Regions from separate parts of the Homo sapiens genome. Here region 2 is linked to region 1. Evidence: chromatin loops called from intact Hi-C (ENCODE). Cell type or tissue: heart left ventricle. All regions are shown on one strand. Each heading gives the region's core, and the rest is flanking DNA. Links, peaks and the distances in the headings are about the cores only.

The links. Peaks named below come from ENCODE experiments on the same cell type or tissue, not always from the same donor. Only the 100,000 strongest peaks of a DNase experiment are listed, where the experiment ranks them.
Region 2: a loop joins it to region 1, with 2.8 times the contacts of the local background. A loop is called at or near these places in 6 of 110 quality-filtered maps.

The regions. Positions count from the first base shown.
Region 1 is chr15:68,040,764-68,049,105 of GRCh38, forward strand. No RefSeq gene overlaps it. Among named protein-coding and RNA genes, the nearest start is that of PIAS1, 9.4 kb to the right of the region's middle. RefSeq lists enhancers at 4,209-4,729, 4,730-5,249. In heart left ventricle, for the core only: no CTCF peak of the experiment used is centred there; a DNase peak (open chromatin) is centred at 5,168.
Region 2 is chr15:67,969,356-67,977,697 of GRCh38, forward strand. It overlaps the pseudogene LOC100286942. Among named protein-coding and RNA genes, the nearest start is that of PIAS1, 81 kb to the right of the region's middle. RefSeq lists an enhancer at 1-54. In heart left ventricle, for the core only: no CTCF peak of the experiment used is centred there; no DNase peak of the experiment used is centred there; H3K27ac peaks cover 452 bases.

The sequences.
Region 1 (8,342 bases), core at 343-8,342:
AAACTCTTTGTTGAGAAAATAATTCAGTAAAGTTACAGGATACAAAATTAACATACAAAAATCAGTAGTGTTATTAATAATAAACTAGCCAAGAGAGAAATAAGAAAGGTAATTCCATTTACAATAGTGACAAAAAAATATACCTAGGAGTAATTTAACCAAGGAGGTGAAAGATCTCTGCAAGGAAAACTACAAAGTACTGATAAAAGAAATTGAAGAGTACACAACCAAATGGAAAGACATCGCATCTCATGACTGGAAGAATTAGTATCATTAAAATGACCATACTCTTTAAAGCAATCTACAAATGCAGTGCAATCTCTATTAAAATATCAACATCATTTTTTCACAGAATTAGACAAAGCAATTTTAAAATTTGTGTAGAACCAGGAAAAAAAAAAAACACCTGAATAGCCAAAGCAATCATGAGCAAAAAGAACAAAGCTAGACGCAGATATAGTAAACAAAACAGGATGGTATTTGTATAAAAACAAACACATAGACCAATGCAACAGAATAGAGAATCCAGAAATAAATTTGCATGTTTACAGACAACTGATTTTCAACAAAGGCACCAAGGTCATACATTGGGGAAAGGTCAGTCTCTCCAACAAATTGTACTAGTAAAATTGGAAATTCATATGCAGAAGAATGAAACTGGACCCCTATCTCTCACCATATAGAAAAATCAACTTAAAATAGATTAAAGACTTAAAGGTAAGATCTGAAACTATTAAAATACTAGAAAAAATATAGAGAAAACACTTCAGGACACTGGTCTAGGCAAAGATTTCATGGCTAAGACCTTGAAAGCACAGGCAACAAAAAGAAAAATAGACAAATGGGACTTTATTAGACTAAAAAACTTTGACACAGCAAAGAAAACTATCAACAGAGTGAAGAAACAGCCTGTTATAAGGGAAAAAATATTTGCAAACTATTCATTTTTCTAGAGACTAATATCCAGAATATACAAGGAACTCAAATAACAATCAATCCCATTAAAAAGTGGGCAAAGGCTGGGTGTGGTGGCTCATACCTGTAATCCCAGCACTTTGGGAGGCCGAGGCAGGTGGATCACAAGGCCAGGAGATTGAGACCATCCTGGCTAACACAGTGAAACCCCATCTGTACTGAAAATACAAAAAATTAGCTGGGCATGATGGCATGCACCTGTAGTCATGGCTACTCAGGAGGCTGAGGCAGAAGAATCACTTGAACCCAGGAGGCAGAGGTTGCAATAAGCTGAGATTGCACCACTGTACTCCAGCCTGGGCGACAGAGCAAGACTATGTCTCAAAAAAATAAAAAATAAGAAGTGGGCAAAGGACATGAAGAGCCACTTCTCAAAAGAAGACATACAAAATGCCCTCTGTCTCAAAAAAAAAAAAAAAAGTTACTTAAAGTCTGTGTCTAGTAAGTCTAACGTCTGTGCTGCCTCAGCGATGGTTTCTGTCAATTTATTTTTCCCACTGCTTTCCTATTTCTTTGTATGCTTTGTGGGTTTTTGTTGTTGTTGAAAACTGGACATTTGACTATTATAATGTGTTATCTCTGGAAAACAAATATTTACATTCCCTAGAGTTTGCTGTTCTTGATTGTTGATGGCTTAACTTTTGTACAGCCAGGGTTTTTACCGAAATTTCCCTGAACATGGGGAACTTAAAAAACAAACAAAAAACTTTTTCCAATCTTTGCATCTGAGTTTTTGCAGGAGCACCCCTTTAACACTTAATAAGGCCATTTGAAATTCTTCCTCAGCAGTCATTTCCTGGTTGCACTGAGTCTATATATCAACCAGTGGTGGAATCTTAGGCTGTTCTCAGTTCTCTGAACATGCATCCTGTCCCAGACATGTGTGTTGCTTTCTAAGTTGCCCTATATACAGAGCACTTTTGAATTTGAATGCCCTAATTTCCCAACAATTCTCTCTCCCTGGCTTTTACTCCCAGGCTTTAGGAAAGTTATTCTATGTACCAACTGTACTCTTCGGCCCCAGGCAGTTGCAGTTTGTTTGTTTGCCTTACAATGTTTAAACAACGCCTGCTGCTTTTCTACAGTGGGTTACAGTGTGAAAACAGAAATGAGCACTTTGTTTCAGTTTTTCAGGTAACACCCAGGCAGGTTAGAATAGACATACCTAATAATTGTGTATAAAGTTGGCTCTGCTCTCTATAAACAAGGACCGGAGTCCCACCCTGGGAAGGTGGGCTGCTGTCGCTAAGACTGCTATTGAGTCAGGGAAGGGTTCATAAAGTTTTCTTTCCATTTTCAAGTTGCCTTAGAAAAAAAATTGGCTGGGCGTGTTGGCTTACCCTATAATCAGAGCACTTTGGGAGGCTAAGGCAGGAGGATTACTTGAGCCCAGGAATTCAAGACCAGCCTGGGCAATGTGATGAAACCTTGTCTCTAAAAACATAAAAAATTTAAAAGGTAATAAATAATTTTTTAAAATGAGCATTTGCTTGGTTGCTGTAAATCTTTAACTATTTCCCAAAGTTCTGATAAAGTTGCTCTGACAATTTCTGGTTATTTGTTCAATATTTCTGTGGCGGTGTGAAAGTTTGTAGCTGCCTATTTCTCCATTTTGCTGATGTCCCTCTCTCCACAAATTCGGACATATTGCATCTTCATTATGCACACACACACACACACACACACACACACACACACCCCTAAAAAAGTAATAATAATGTAATTATAGAGATGGAGAACAGGCTAGTAGTTCTCTGGGAATTACGGATGGGTAGAGAGGATGGGTGTTATCGATGTCAATGTTTCAATATATGCAATATATGTATGTACATATATACATACACACATATATGTATACACACATAAACACATACACATATGTATACTTTTCATATATGTACACATACAGATGTTCCTCAGCTTAAGATGGGATTACGTTCAGACAAACCCATCATAAACTGAAACTATCTCAAATTGAAAATGTATTTAATCCACCTAATCTACCAAACATCATAGCCTACCCTAGCCTACCTTAAATGTGCTCAGAACACTTATATTAGCTTACAATTGGGCAAAGTTGCCTAACACAAGCCTATTTTATCATAAAGTGTTTAATATCTTATGTGTTAATTTATTGGATAGTTTTTGAAAGTGAAAACAGAATGGTTGTATAGGTACTTGAAGTATGGTTTCTACTGAATGTGTATTGCTTTTTTTTTTTTGAGATGGAGTCTTGCTCTGTCGCCTGGGCTGGAGTGCAGTGGTGTGATTTCAGCTCAGTGCAACCTCCACCTCCTGGGTTCAAGTAATTCTCCTGCCTCAGCCTCCCCAGTAGCTGGGATTACAGGCACATGCCACTGCGCCAAGCTGAATTTTGTATAAAAATACTACTAAAAAGTAGAGACGGGGTTTCACCATGTTGCCCAGGCTGGTCTTGAATTCCTTATCTCAGATGATCCACCCACCTCGGCCTCCCAAAGTGCTGGGATTACAGGCATGAGCCACTGCGCCTGGCCAAATGTGTATTGCTTTTGCACGGTGGTAAAGTTTTAAAATTGTAGATCAAACCATTGTAAGCTGGGGACAGTCTATATACACCTACTTTTTATTTTGAAATAATTGTAGAGTCACCTGCAAGAGAAATGTACAGGGAAGTCACATGTACCCTTCTCTCAGTCTCCTGCAATGTTAACATCCTATGCAACTATAATACAATATCACAACCAAAAAATTGGCATCAATATCACCCATCCTTTCTACCCTTCCCTAATCCCCAGAGAATGACTAGCCTGTTCTCTATCTCAATAATTATGTTATTATTATTATTATTTTTAGACACAGGGGTCTTGCTATGTCGCCCAGGTTGGTCTTGAACTCCTAGGCTCAAACGATCCACCTGACTCAGCCTCCCAAAGTGCAGGGAGTATGGGTGCAAGCCACCAAGCCCAGCCTATGTCTATAATTATGTTATTACATGATTGTTACATAAAGGCAATAATGTACTATGTATTCTTTTGAAATTATTTTTTTTAACCCAGCATAATTTCCTAGAGATTTATCCAAGGTGTTGTATTGTTTTTTCATTGCTGATTAGTAGTCCATGGTATGTATGTATCGCAGTTTTAGCCATTTATTCATCAAAGGAGATTTGGGTAGTTTCCAGTTTTGGACTCATAAATACAGCTGCTATGAACATTCTTCTACAAACTTCTGTGTGAAAATGTCATTTCTCTGTCTAAGGGTGCAAATGCTGAGTTGTACAATAAGTACATCTTGTTTTCAAAGGAAGTACCAAACTATTTTCCATAGTGGCTGTACCTTTCCTACCAACATGCATGTTGGTATTCATATCTAAGTGTGTGATCCATATCTAAGAAGACTATGTCTAACTCAATAACATAGGGATTTTCATCTAATAATTTTTTAATTTTAATTTTTAAATTCAGGTCTATGATTCATTTTGAGTTTTTTCATTTTTTTTTTTGTATTGGCTGAAGGCCACAATAATCTTAGGGTCCCATGAAAATGCTTTAAATCTTTTCAAATAATAAGAACAAATTAAGTGCAATTGATGGCAGCAGCGGGCTGTCCACGGCGGTCGCTGTCATCAGGTCAGCTGCTGTGGGGAGGGTGCCAGGAGGAGGCAGAGCTGGGCTGGAGTAATGCTGTGCTCCACAGAGCCAGCAGGAGCCAGGGTAAGCGAGAGCCCCCCCGCCAAGCCTGCCACGTTGGGTGCCACTGCAATGGGGCTGAGCTGAGCCACCTGCCAGCAGGGAGCAGCATGGTTGGGCACAGAGGGGTGGGCAGAGAGGGGCCCAGTAAGGACCTGGAGCTGCAAGGAGGCATGGCCAGGGCTGCCTGCATGCTGCTCCACAGAGTAGGCAGGCGGGAGTCCTACCCTCCCAGGCACAGGACCTGGGCATCTCTGCAGTCTGCACCCTTGGGGTCCTGGGAAAGTCCCCCTCCCCCCTCAGGCTTGGGGGGTGTCTGCTCCTGCTGCCTGGCCTCTCCCTGCCCCTGGTGCCTGCTCCAATCTCAGAGCAGGGTTGGGGCTGAGCCCAGGCACTGTTACAGTCTGGCCAGGTGTGTGCACACTTGGAGCAGAGCTGACACACCAGCCCCCTGCTGTCTTGGTCCTTTCCGGAATTTGGGCCCCAAGGAGCTCTGGGGGGAAGCCGAGGGGCGCCTGAGGGCAACCCAGCACTGGCCTACAGGTGCCCTTTTGCACAAGCAGCCTGGGCACCATGGATGGTGGCAGGAGGCAGATCGGCTCCTGGGTGGAAGAGGACAGGTTACTGGTGAAGCCCCACCTTCAGGCCAGGCTGCTAGTACTGCTGACTGGAGTGGGAACTTGTGGTGCCTTTTCCAGGCCCTCCCATGGCCGCCCACAGACCAATTGGCAGCACTTCCTCCCATCTGAGGCCCATAAAAGCCCTGGGCTCAGCCAGAGCACTGCAGATGATGAGACGTCCAGCTGCAGAGAGGAGCTACCCTCTCTGCTGATAGCTGAACACTTGTCAGGATGGCTAGCTGCAGAAGGAGCTACCCTCTTTGCTTCTAGAACTCAACACTTGTTGGGATGACTTGCCTAGCAGAGAGGAGCCATCCCCATCTCGCCACCTTGCAGGCGAAGAGGAGGAAAGAAGAGCTGTGGCCCTTCGGGGAGCTCAGACCTGGGAGCTCTTCAAGCCAGGGCTGTCACTCCCTCCTTGGAGCCCTTCGGTTCCTGGTGTCTCCAAGCTTCCAGGCACCACCATGTTCCCTGGTGCCAGGAATGGAAGCTGCTTGCATGTGCCTGGTCCAGCTGCAGCCTTGCAGAGAGCCAGCGTGCAAGCTGGCACCTAGAATTGCTCACCCTGCTGAGGCAGCCGGCATGTCTGACTGCACAGTTGGACTCCATGCTCACTCACACACCCCTCACCCCTCACCCCTCACCACTTCATGCAGTCTCCCTCGGCAGGGGAGGGATCCTGGTTGGTAGTGTGAGCCGAGCGCAGCCTGCAAAGCCAAGTGGGCAGAGTGAGCCCAGCGGGCCTGAGCAAAACTTGGACAAAGGTGCCACTGGCCACAGAGGTTTCCAGCCAAAAACCAACACCCCAAAGATCCACTAACATAATCAGTTGGGATTACATTTGTATTTATAGCAACACAGTTTTAAAACATAATTTTTTGGGCTTGGTGGCCTGTGCCTATAATCCCAGCTATTGGGAAGCTGAGGTGGGAGGATCACTTGAGGTCAGGAGGTCTAGACCAGCCTGGGCAACATATGGAGACCCTCTCTTTAAAAAAAAAGTGAAATATAGGCCAAGCACAGTGGCTCACGCCTGTAATCTCAGCACTTTGGGAAGCTGAGGCAGGCGGATCACCTGAGGTCAGGAGTTCGAGACCAGCCTGGCTAACATGGTGAAACCCTGTTTCTACTAAAAATACAAAAAATTAGCTGGGTGTGGTGGTGCGTGCCTGTAATCCCAGCTACTTGGGAGGCTGAGGCAGGAGAATCATTTGAACCTGGGAGGCAGAGGTTGCAGTGAGCCGAGATTGTGCCATTGCACTCCAGCTTGGGCAACAAGAGTGAAACTCTGTCTCAAAAGAAAAAAAAGAAATATAGTTTTTTTTTTGGCAGGATGTGGTGGCTCACGCCTGTAATCCCAGCACTTTGGGAGGCCGAGGCGGGCAGATCACTTGAGGTCAGGAGTTTGAGACATAACAAGCCTCTTTTCATAACAAGCCTCTTTCAATCACACCTAATGAGGTGACATGGAGTGGGGCCCCTAAATGGCTTTAGGATGGGTGCTGGTCCCCACAAAATTAGAAGGTGGGGCCGGGGATGGCAAGACCCTGTCTCTACTAAAAATACAAAAATTAGCCAGGCGTGGTAGTGCACACCTATAATCACAGCTACTAGGGAGGCTGAGGTAGGAGAATTGCTTGAACCCAGGGGACGCAGTTGCAGTGAGCCGAGATGGCACCACTGCACTCCAGCCTGGACGACAGAGTGAGACTCTGTCTCAACAAAAAACAAAGAAACAAAAAGAGCAAATATAATTAAATTTTTTAATAGAAGAATGTACCTCTGATGTTCTTCCTGACACTAAATACATGGTGACTTTCCACACCAATTCTTCAATTCTCTGTCAGCAACTGGGTGGCCTACAAGTCATTTCAATTCTGACGTCAACTCCAGGAGTTAGTTCAGATCCCACAAATTAATGGCTCAGTCCCACAAGGATACCCTCCTTCAGACACCAGTCACAAGTTCCTTAGGCCACCTGCACTCCGACTGACCAGCTGTGAAGTCAAGGCTTCCTATAATTCCTTCCTCATGGTGAATAATTCACTAGAATGACTCACAGAACTGAGGAAAATGTGTTTCTTACATTTACTAGTTTATTATGAAGGATGCCACTCAAATAACTGAATGGAAGAGATGCACAGGGCAATGTAAAGGGGGACTATGCAGAGCTTCCGTGCCCTGTTGCTCTTCCCCACAGTACTCTCGTGTGTTTGCCAGTGCAGAACCTCTTCTATCTCTTGTTGAAGAATTTATAACTCAATCACCAGCCCCTTCTTCTCCCTGGAGGTAGGGCATGGGGTGAGGCTGAAAGTTCCCACTTTTCAATTATTTTGGGGGTGGAAGGAGGAGGTCTCTCTCTGTTACCCAGCCTGGTGTTCAATGGTGTGAACACAGCCTACTGCAGCCCTGACTTCCTGTGCTCAAGCGATCCTCCCACCTTGGCCTCCCAAAGTACTGGGATTACAGGTGTGAGCCACCATACCCAGCCCCCTTCTAATTTTGTGGGGATCAGCACCCATCCTGAAGCCATCTAGGGGCCCCACTCCATGTCACCTCATTAGGTGTGATTGAAAGAGGCTTGTTATGAAAAACAAAAGATACTCCTGTTAGAAAATTCCATGTGTTTTAGGAGCTCTGTCTCAGGAACGAGGGACAAAGCCCAAATACAGTTGATCTTTGCACAACCAGGGGATTAGGGGAGCTGACCCTTCACACAATAGAAAATTTACGCATAACTTTCACTCCCCAAAAACTTAATTATTAATAGCTTACTGTTGACAAGAAGCCTTACCAATAACATAAACAATTAGTACATACATTGTATATTATATGTGTTATGTATTGCATTCTTAGAGTAAGCTAGAGAAAAGAAAATGTGATTACAAAAGTCATACGGAAGATTGTTCATTAAGCAGATGTGGATCATTATAAAGATCTTCATCCTTGTCTTCACATTGAGTAGGCTGAGATGGAGGAGAAAGACCAGGGGTTGGTCTTGCTGTTTCAGAGGTGTCACAGGCAGGGAAAAAAGCCACCTACGAGTGGATCTGCGCAGTTCAAACTCGTGTTGTTC
Region 2 (8,342 bases), core at 1-8,000, 72 kb before region 1:
TTTTTAAACGCTCTTTATTTTTCTTTTTCATTTTTCATGGCTAATTATAAAGTAACACATGGCCATTTCAGAAAATGTGTAAAGTACAGAAAATGAAAGGAAAAAAAAGCAGAAAGGAAAATCACCCATAAACACATCACCCAGAGGCAACCATTGTTATACATTGTTGTACATTTCCTTTCAGTCTTTTTTCTCTAATTTTTTTCTTGTGCAGCGTAAATTGTATTTTTAATTATGTTGTAATTTTTAATAATTTCATTTAATTGTTTAATAATTAATATTAAACTTAGAATATTAAAGCTAAAGATCTGTCTGATCACCACCCACAGCCCTGGGTTCTTTGATGTATTAATTTTGCAGACCATTTAATTTTTTTCCCACTTATTTACACTCATTTTTCATTTATTTATACCTATTTCATTTATGTAGACCCACAGGAAATGTACAGTGTAATAATAAATGTATATATATATATTATATTGTATATGTGTTTTACACAATGGTATAATGTTTTCTCTGCAATTTGCTTTTTTCTTTTTTGCTCATTTGACACCTATATTATTCGATCTTATGTATAAGCCACTTTGTATCTACCCATTTTGTTCTTGATGAGCATATACATTGGTTCCAATTTTTTGCTACTGTGATAAATTCTACAATGAATAACCTTTGCATGTTCTTCTGCACAGGGGCTAGTGTTTCTCTGGTGGTAGATGCACGGAAGTAGAATTGCTGAATATGCATTTATTTACTTTTAATCCACACTGCCAAATTGCCCTCTAAAGCTACTGCGTATAATGAGCATCCTTGTTAGCTTATAACACTGCTTTGCTTGATTATAAGACTTCACTTTTTTAAAAAAACTTAAATTTTTTAGAATCTACTGAGTGAAAATAATTTATTTTTGTATGATTTTCCTGATTATTAGTATGATTAAGCATATTGTTTACTGGCTATTTAAAAAATTAGTTTATAGAGTTGCTTTATATATTTAGGCCACTATCTTTTTTTCTGTATCTATCACAAGCATTTTCCTCAGTCTGCTGATTATTTTTTAATCTTGTTTGCAATGTCTTTTGACATGCAGAATTTTAAATACTTAATATGGCAAAATTTATGTATTTTCCTTTATAGATTTTTGTTTTTTGTTCAAAAAGATTTGATCTACGTTTTTCACTAATAATTTTAAGTATCTATTTACTTATCTTTTTTTTAAACATTAAAACATTGACTCCATCTGGATTTATTTTGGTGTATGTATGTGATAGGAATCTAATTTTGTTGCTTTGCATATGGGTCGTTAATTGCTTTAATACCAATTATTGAATAGTCTTTTTTCCACTGATTTTGAATACCACCTCTATCATATACCAAATCCCCATATAAACGCAGATCTATTTCCTGACCCTTTACTCTTTTCCATTTATCCATTTATCTCCTTTTCTATTTTTATGCAAATACTACACTGTTTTGACTATTGATTTATAATGTATCTTAACAGCTGATGGGCAATTTACCCACTTTTTCTGTTTCATTGCCTTGGTTCTTCCTGTACATGTATTCTTCCATACGAATTCATTTATGAAGGTCTGTGAAAAGTCTTTTGAGTAATTTGATTGTTATTGCATCAAATTCATACCTAGATTTTGAGAAATGTATCTCGAATATAGCGTCTTTCTATCCAAGAATCTGACATGTTGATTTATTGGGTCTTTTAAAATGTGTTTTAGTCAAGTTTAAAATCACCTTCATAAAGATCTTTTACTAAAATTTTTCCTAAAGACTTTATAGTCTTTGTTACTATTGTTTTTTTCCAATTACATTTTCTCATAGCTTATACTTGTAAGTAGAAAGGCAATTAATTTTGGTACATTGGTACTATTAATTCTGACAGTTTGTTCATTGGTTCTTTTAGGTCTTCTAGAGAAGGCAACCAAATCTCATCTGTATATAATTAATGCTTTGCTTTGTCTTCTTCTCTTCTAATATTTATATGTCTATTTTGGAGGTAATCTTATTGCATGAAGTTGGGTATGATGAAGAAGGGGAATAGTGGGTATTCTAATCTTGCTCTTGACATTAATGAGAATACATCTAATGATGTACCTTGTTAGTAGGCTCAGTGCTGTAACAGAAAACTCCAATACCTCAATGGCCAAACACAACATACTGGATTAAGGTGGGCCCTAAATCCAATATGACTGGTGTTCTTATAAGAAAAGAGAAATTTGGACCCTGAGACAGACACACAGGGAGAATGCCATGTGATGACTGAAGCAGAGATTGGAGTGATGTGTCTATAAGCCAAGGATTGCTGGCAATCATCAGAAGACAGTAAGAGGCTAGGAAGCCACCTCCTTCAGTGAGAACATGGTGTCACCAACACTTTGATTTCAGTTCTAGCCTCCAAAACTATTAGACAATAAATGTCTATTGTGTTAAGCCACACAGTGTGTGGTAATTTGTTATGGCAGCCCTAGGGAACCAATGCAAAAGCTAAGTTAATTCATCATTAGTCTTTCTTGCTTTATAGTAAGTGCAAGTAAGTTTATATATTTCCCTGAAGACTACTTTAACGTCATCTTAAAGTAGTACTTCAGTTAATTCTAATTTTATTGTAGTTTTTTGTCAACTCATTAATTATTTAGACCTGTGTTTTAAAACTTCTCGGTGTATACAAATTTCTAGCCATCTTCCTGTTGTTGTTGACATAAAATTTTATCATTAAATGTTTTATATTATTTCACTTTACTTACTTACTTATTTTTTGAGATGGGGTCTTGCTATGTTGCTCAGGCTGGACTCAAACTCCTGGGCTCAAGCAATCATCCTACCTCCTCCTCCTAAGTAGCTGGGACTGTGCCCAGCTATATCACTTAAAAAATTTTTTTGGAACTTACTGTGCAGTTAAATACTTAGTCAATACTTAGTCAATTTTTATAAATGTTCCATTTGTATTTGTGAAGAATGTACATTTTCTATTCAAAGTTCTACATATATCCATTACATTGACAGGTCGTCTGTTCTTTGCTGTGTTAAAGACTAGCTAATTGATGAACAAACTTGTTCCCCTTCCTCCTGGGCACACAACTAGGCTACATTTCCTGGACTTTTTGCAATTAGATGTGGTCTTGTACTGAGTTTTGGCCAATGGAGCATGAGCAGAAATTATGTGTGCCACTTCCAGGCCCAGCTTACGTGTGTTTCTCCTTTCTGTCTGTCACTATGAATGCCAAGATCTCAACACACAGAGTGACCTTGGCAACTACATGTTGAAGGTGGCAGAGTTTCTATCAGCTTGAATTCCTGGCAGAGACCCTTCCTCCGTGCCCCACAACCAAACATTGAACTTTACGTGAAAAAGAAATTAACCTCGATTGTCTAAGTGTTCAGCTACTCTTAGTTAAAAGTTTATTTGCTACAGTTGCTAGTGTGACTTAAACTAATACTGTTTTGCTCTTTAGATACTCTATACTTTTTTGTCTTCTTGATTTGTCAGTGTCTGATGAATGTGTGTGAGTCTCTCAATATAAATATAGGTCTAGGCTGGGCACAGTGGCTCATGCCTGTAATCTCAGCATTTTGGGAGGCAGAGATGAGAGGATCACTTGAACCCAGGAGTTTGAGACCAGACTGGGTAACAAAGTGAGACCCCATCTTTACAAAAACTAAAAAATTAGCCAGGTGCAGTAGTCTGTGCTTGTAGTCCCATCTACTTGGGAGGCTAAGGCAGGAGGACCCCTTGAGCCCAGGAGTTCAAGGTTATAGTGAGGTATGATCATGCCACTGTACTCCAGCCTGGGTGACAGAGCAAGAATCTGTCTAAAAAAAAAAAAAAAAAAAAAAAGACCGGGCACGGTGGCTCACACCTGTAATCCCAGCACTTTGGGAGGCCGAGGTGGGTGGATCACCTCAGGTCAGGAGTTCAAGACCAGCCTGGCCAACATGGTGAAACCCCATCTCTACTAAAAATACAAAAATTATTCGGGCATGGTGGTGTGTGCCTGTAATCCCAGCTACTCAGGAGGCTGAGGCAGGATAATCGCTTGAACATGGGAGGCAGAGGTTGCAGTGAGCTGAGATTGCACCACTTTACTCCAGCCTGGGTGACAGAGTGAGACTCCATCTCAAAAAAAAAAAAAAATACACAGACACACACACACACACACACACACACACACACACACACACAGACACACACAGACACACACAGCTATATGATTCCAATTGTATACAAATTATAAATTATTTAGTAATTCATAAACTCTTGCTGTATATTTCAAAGCTATGTTGTTAGATATGTAAACTCGTGTTATAATTTTTTGGAAAAGTATTCCTTTTATCAGCATGAAAATTATTTTTGCTGATATTTGCCAGGTTTTAACCATTTTATTTATTCATGTTTTGGAAGCACCAGGGTCCACTAAGACATTTTATTTATAGGTATGTATTACACCCCTAGAAAAAGAATCCCAGGATTTTCCCTCAAATGTGTTATTGTCTTGCTTTTTCTTATGGTCCATGATGCCAGCTGAGGTTGTTAGTACAATGAATTGAAACTGGTGGGATGAAAGCAGGTTATTCTGCCGTTTTTCTAGATCTTTGAGTTGGACATTGATATGGTTTGGATGTGTGTCCCGCTCCAAATCTCATGTTGAAATGTGATCTGCAGTGTTGAAGGTGGGGCCCAGTGGGAGGTGTTTGAGTCATGGGGGCAGATGACTTAAGAATGGCTTGGTGCCCTCCTTGCCATAAGGAGTGAGTTCTGGCTCTGAGAGTTCATCGAGATGGGATTGTTTAAAGGAGTGTGGCCCCCTCCCTCCATCCCTTGCTTCCATTCTTGCCATGTGATGTGCCTGCTCCCACTTCACCTTGTGCCATGAGCGGAAGCTTCCTGAGGCCTTCACCAGAAGCAGATGCCGGTGCTATGCTTCTTGTACAGCTTGCAGAACTGTGAGCCAAAATAAATCTCTTTTCTTTATATATTACCCAGCCTCAAGTATTTCTTTATAGCAATATGAAACGGACCAACACACATCAAATCTGGGGCTGATCACTCCACACTTGTTTAACCTGCCTGTGAGGTTCACTATTTTCTCAGCTCTGTGATCATCAATGGTTTCAAATCACCAATGTAGCCATGCTTCATTATCACAGTTAGAAACTGGATGATGACTTTGGAGAACGGCCTAATAAGAACCTGGCATTTACTCCTCTTCTCAGCATTGTTGATGCTCTTGAGAGCATCAACCAGGACATTCATGTGCACCATTATGGCTGCTGGGTAGCCTCACCCTCCCAAGCTCCCAGTAAAGCCCCAGCAATGAGAAGCTGCACTGCCCACCTGGCCACAAATCCCCAGTGCTGCCTGCCCCAGGCCAAGGCACTGTCTTAGTTGCTAAGAGGAGCCAGGCACTGCAGTATAAGCCTGGGCTACCGCCTTTCTGGGCGGTTGAAAGTTCCAGCTCTCACCAGTGCTGCAGCCTGCACTTCATGGACCCGGGTCCCCAGAATGTGGAGCATGGGGTGTCTGGACATGGCTCTCCTCTATGCCTGTCTAGGGCCCTGCAAGGCCAGGATTCCTGCCCAGTGGGGCCCAGTGTCCTTGAAGAGCACTGAACCTGAGCCTTAGATTGCAGGATGGTGCCAATGACTGATGATCTTAACCATTTTGAAGTGTAAAGTTCAGTGGCATTAAATACATATGCATTGTTGCACAGCCATTACTACCATCCATTTCCAGAAAGTTTTCATCTTCCCCAACTGAAACTCTGTACCCATTGAACGCTAATTCCCCATTTTCCCCCTCCTGCCCTCCCAACTGCCATTTTACTTTTTGTCTCTATGAATTTCACTACCACATATAGATGGAATCATACAATATTTAGCCTTTGTGCCTGGCTTATTTCACTTCGCATAATGTCTTCAAGGTTCATTCATGTTGTAGCATGTGTCAGTTCTTCATTTTTTTTGCTGAATAATATTCTATTGTAACATTCTTTTCTTTAAAAAAACAACAGGTTGGGCTGGGCGCGGTGGCTCACACCTGTAATCCCAGCACTTTGGGAGGCCGAGGCAGGGGGATCACAAGGTCAGGAGTTTGAGACCAGCCTGACCAACATGGTGAAACCCCGTCTCTACTAAAAATACAAAAATTAGCCAGGCGTGGTGGTGCGTGCCTGTAATCTCAGCTACTCGGGAGGCTGAGGCAGGAGAATCACTTGACCCTGGGAGGTGGAGGTTGCAGTGAGTTGAGATCACACCACTGCACTCCAGCCTGGGCAACCGAGCGAGACTCCATCTCAAACAAAAAAAAGGTTTATTAAGATACAATTCACATACCATAAAATTCACCCTTTTAAAGTATCTAATGATGGCCAGGCACAATGGCTCACACCTGTAATCCCAGCACTTTAGGAGGCCGAGATGGGCAGATCACTTGAGCCCAGGAGTTTGAGACCCAGCAACATGGAGAAACCCCGTCTCTACCAAAAATACAAAAAAATTAGCTGGGTGTGGTGGTGTGCACCTGTAATCCCAGCTACTTGGGAGGCTGAGGTGGGAGGATTGCTTGAACCCATAAGGCAGAGGTTGCAATGAGCCTTGATTGAGCCACTGCACTCCAACCTGGATAACAGAGTGAAACCCTGTCTCAAAAAAATAAATAAAATTTAAAAATTAAGTATATATTGGGCATTTTTTCATACATTTACAGAGTTGTCCAACCATTACCACTATCTAATTTCAGGACATTTTCATCACCCCTGCAGCCATTAGCAGTCACTTCTCATTTTCCCCTCCCTCCAGGACCTGGCAATCATTAACGTATTTTCTGTCTCTGTGGATTTTCCCCTTCTGGACATTTCATGTAAATGGAATCATACACAGCTGGGCATGGTGGTGTGCACTGGTGGTCCCAGCTGAGGCAGGCAGATTCTTGGAGCCCCAGAATTTCCAGGCTGTAGAGCGTGATGATCATGCCTGTGAACAGCCACTGCACTCCAGCCTTGGCAACATGGTGAGACACTGTCTCTGAAATAAGTAAATAAATAGGGTCGTACAATATATGGCCTGTTGTGTTTAACTTGTTTTGCTTATAATATTCCCAAGGTTTACTTGTTATAGCATGTATCAGTACCTCATTCCTTTTTATTGTTGAATAATATTCCATTGTATGAGTATACCACATTTTGTATATCCATCTACCAGCCAACGGACATTTTAGTTGTTTCCAATTTTTAGCTATTATGAATAGTGCTGCTATGAACATTTGTATACAGATTTTTGTGTGAACATATGTTTTCACTTTTCTTGGGTATGTACCAGGAGTAGAATTGCTGGATTATATAGTAACTCTATGTTTAACATTTTGAGGAACCGCCAAATAGTTTTCCAAAGTGGCTGTACTATTTTACAATTCCATCAGCAATGTATGAGGGTTCCAATTTTTCCACATCCTTGCCAATACTTTTTATTGTCTATCTTTTTTATTATAGCAAGCCTGGTGGGTGTAGTGAGGTGCCTCATTGTGGTTTTTATTTGCATTTCCCTAATGACTAATGTTGAATTCTTTTCATGTGCTTATTAACATTCATTTTTAATGCACATATGCAAGTATATTTTAAAGAACTAATTGGTATCTATGTCTTCACTGTCAAAAGACAAAATTACAACAAATTTAGTTTAAACATCTTAATTGGCTTTATTCGCATTTCTAGAATCAGGCAACACTTTATTCCACAAAATAGAATAAGTATTCTGATGAGCTGAGCAGAAGAGGTTGGTTTTTATAGGCAGAGAAGAGCTGAAGAAACCAGAAACAAAGAATGAAAAGTGGACTGGTAATTTCACAAAGTTACTTTTTTTGTAAGGCAGGGACAGAGAGAAAGAATAGTGGAAAGGTAACTGATTGGTTAACTTCAGGTTACTTTTTTGGTAGGGATTAAAGTGGAGGGAACTTCATTATCAGCTGATTGTAACTGGCCTATTTGGGGAATTGGCTGTTATCTCTCTCCTCTTGTTACCAAAAGGTAACAGGTCTAGGTCCTTGGTCTAGGTCCTGCTGCTCACAGCACAGAAAGCCAATGACTGAGGCAAAAAGTGTTGCCAAGAAAGAAGGATTTAACTGAGAGCTTCAGCTGAGGAGAAAGGAGATCAGTCTCAAATCCATCTCCCTGATTGACTAAAATTAGGGGTTTATATAACAGGGAAGAAATGTAACCACAAGTGGGAAAACAGGAACTTGGGGTAAGGACACAATCATGATGAATGAGGGGCCTGTCATCTCATTGTCTGAATACTATGATCTCTTGAGTTTCATTTATTTGATACTTCTTGAGAAG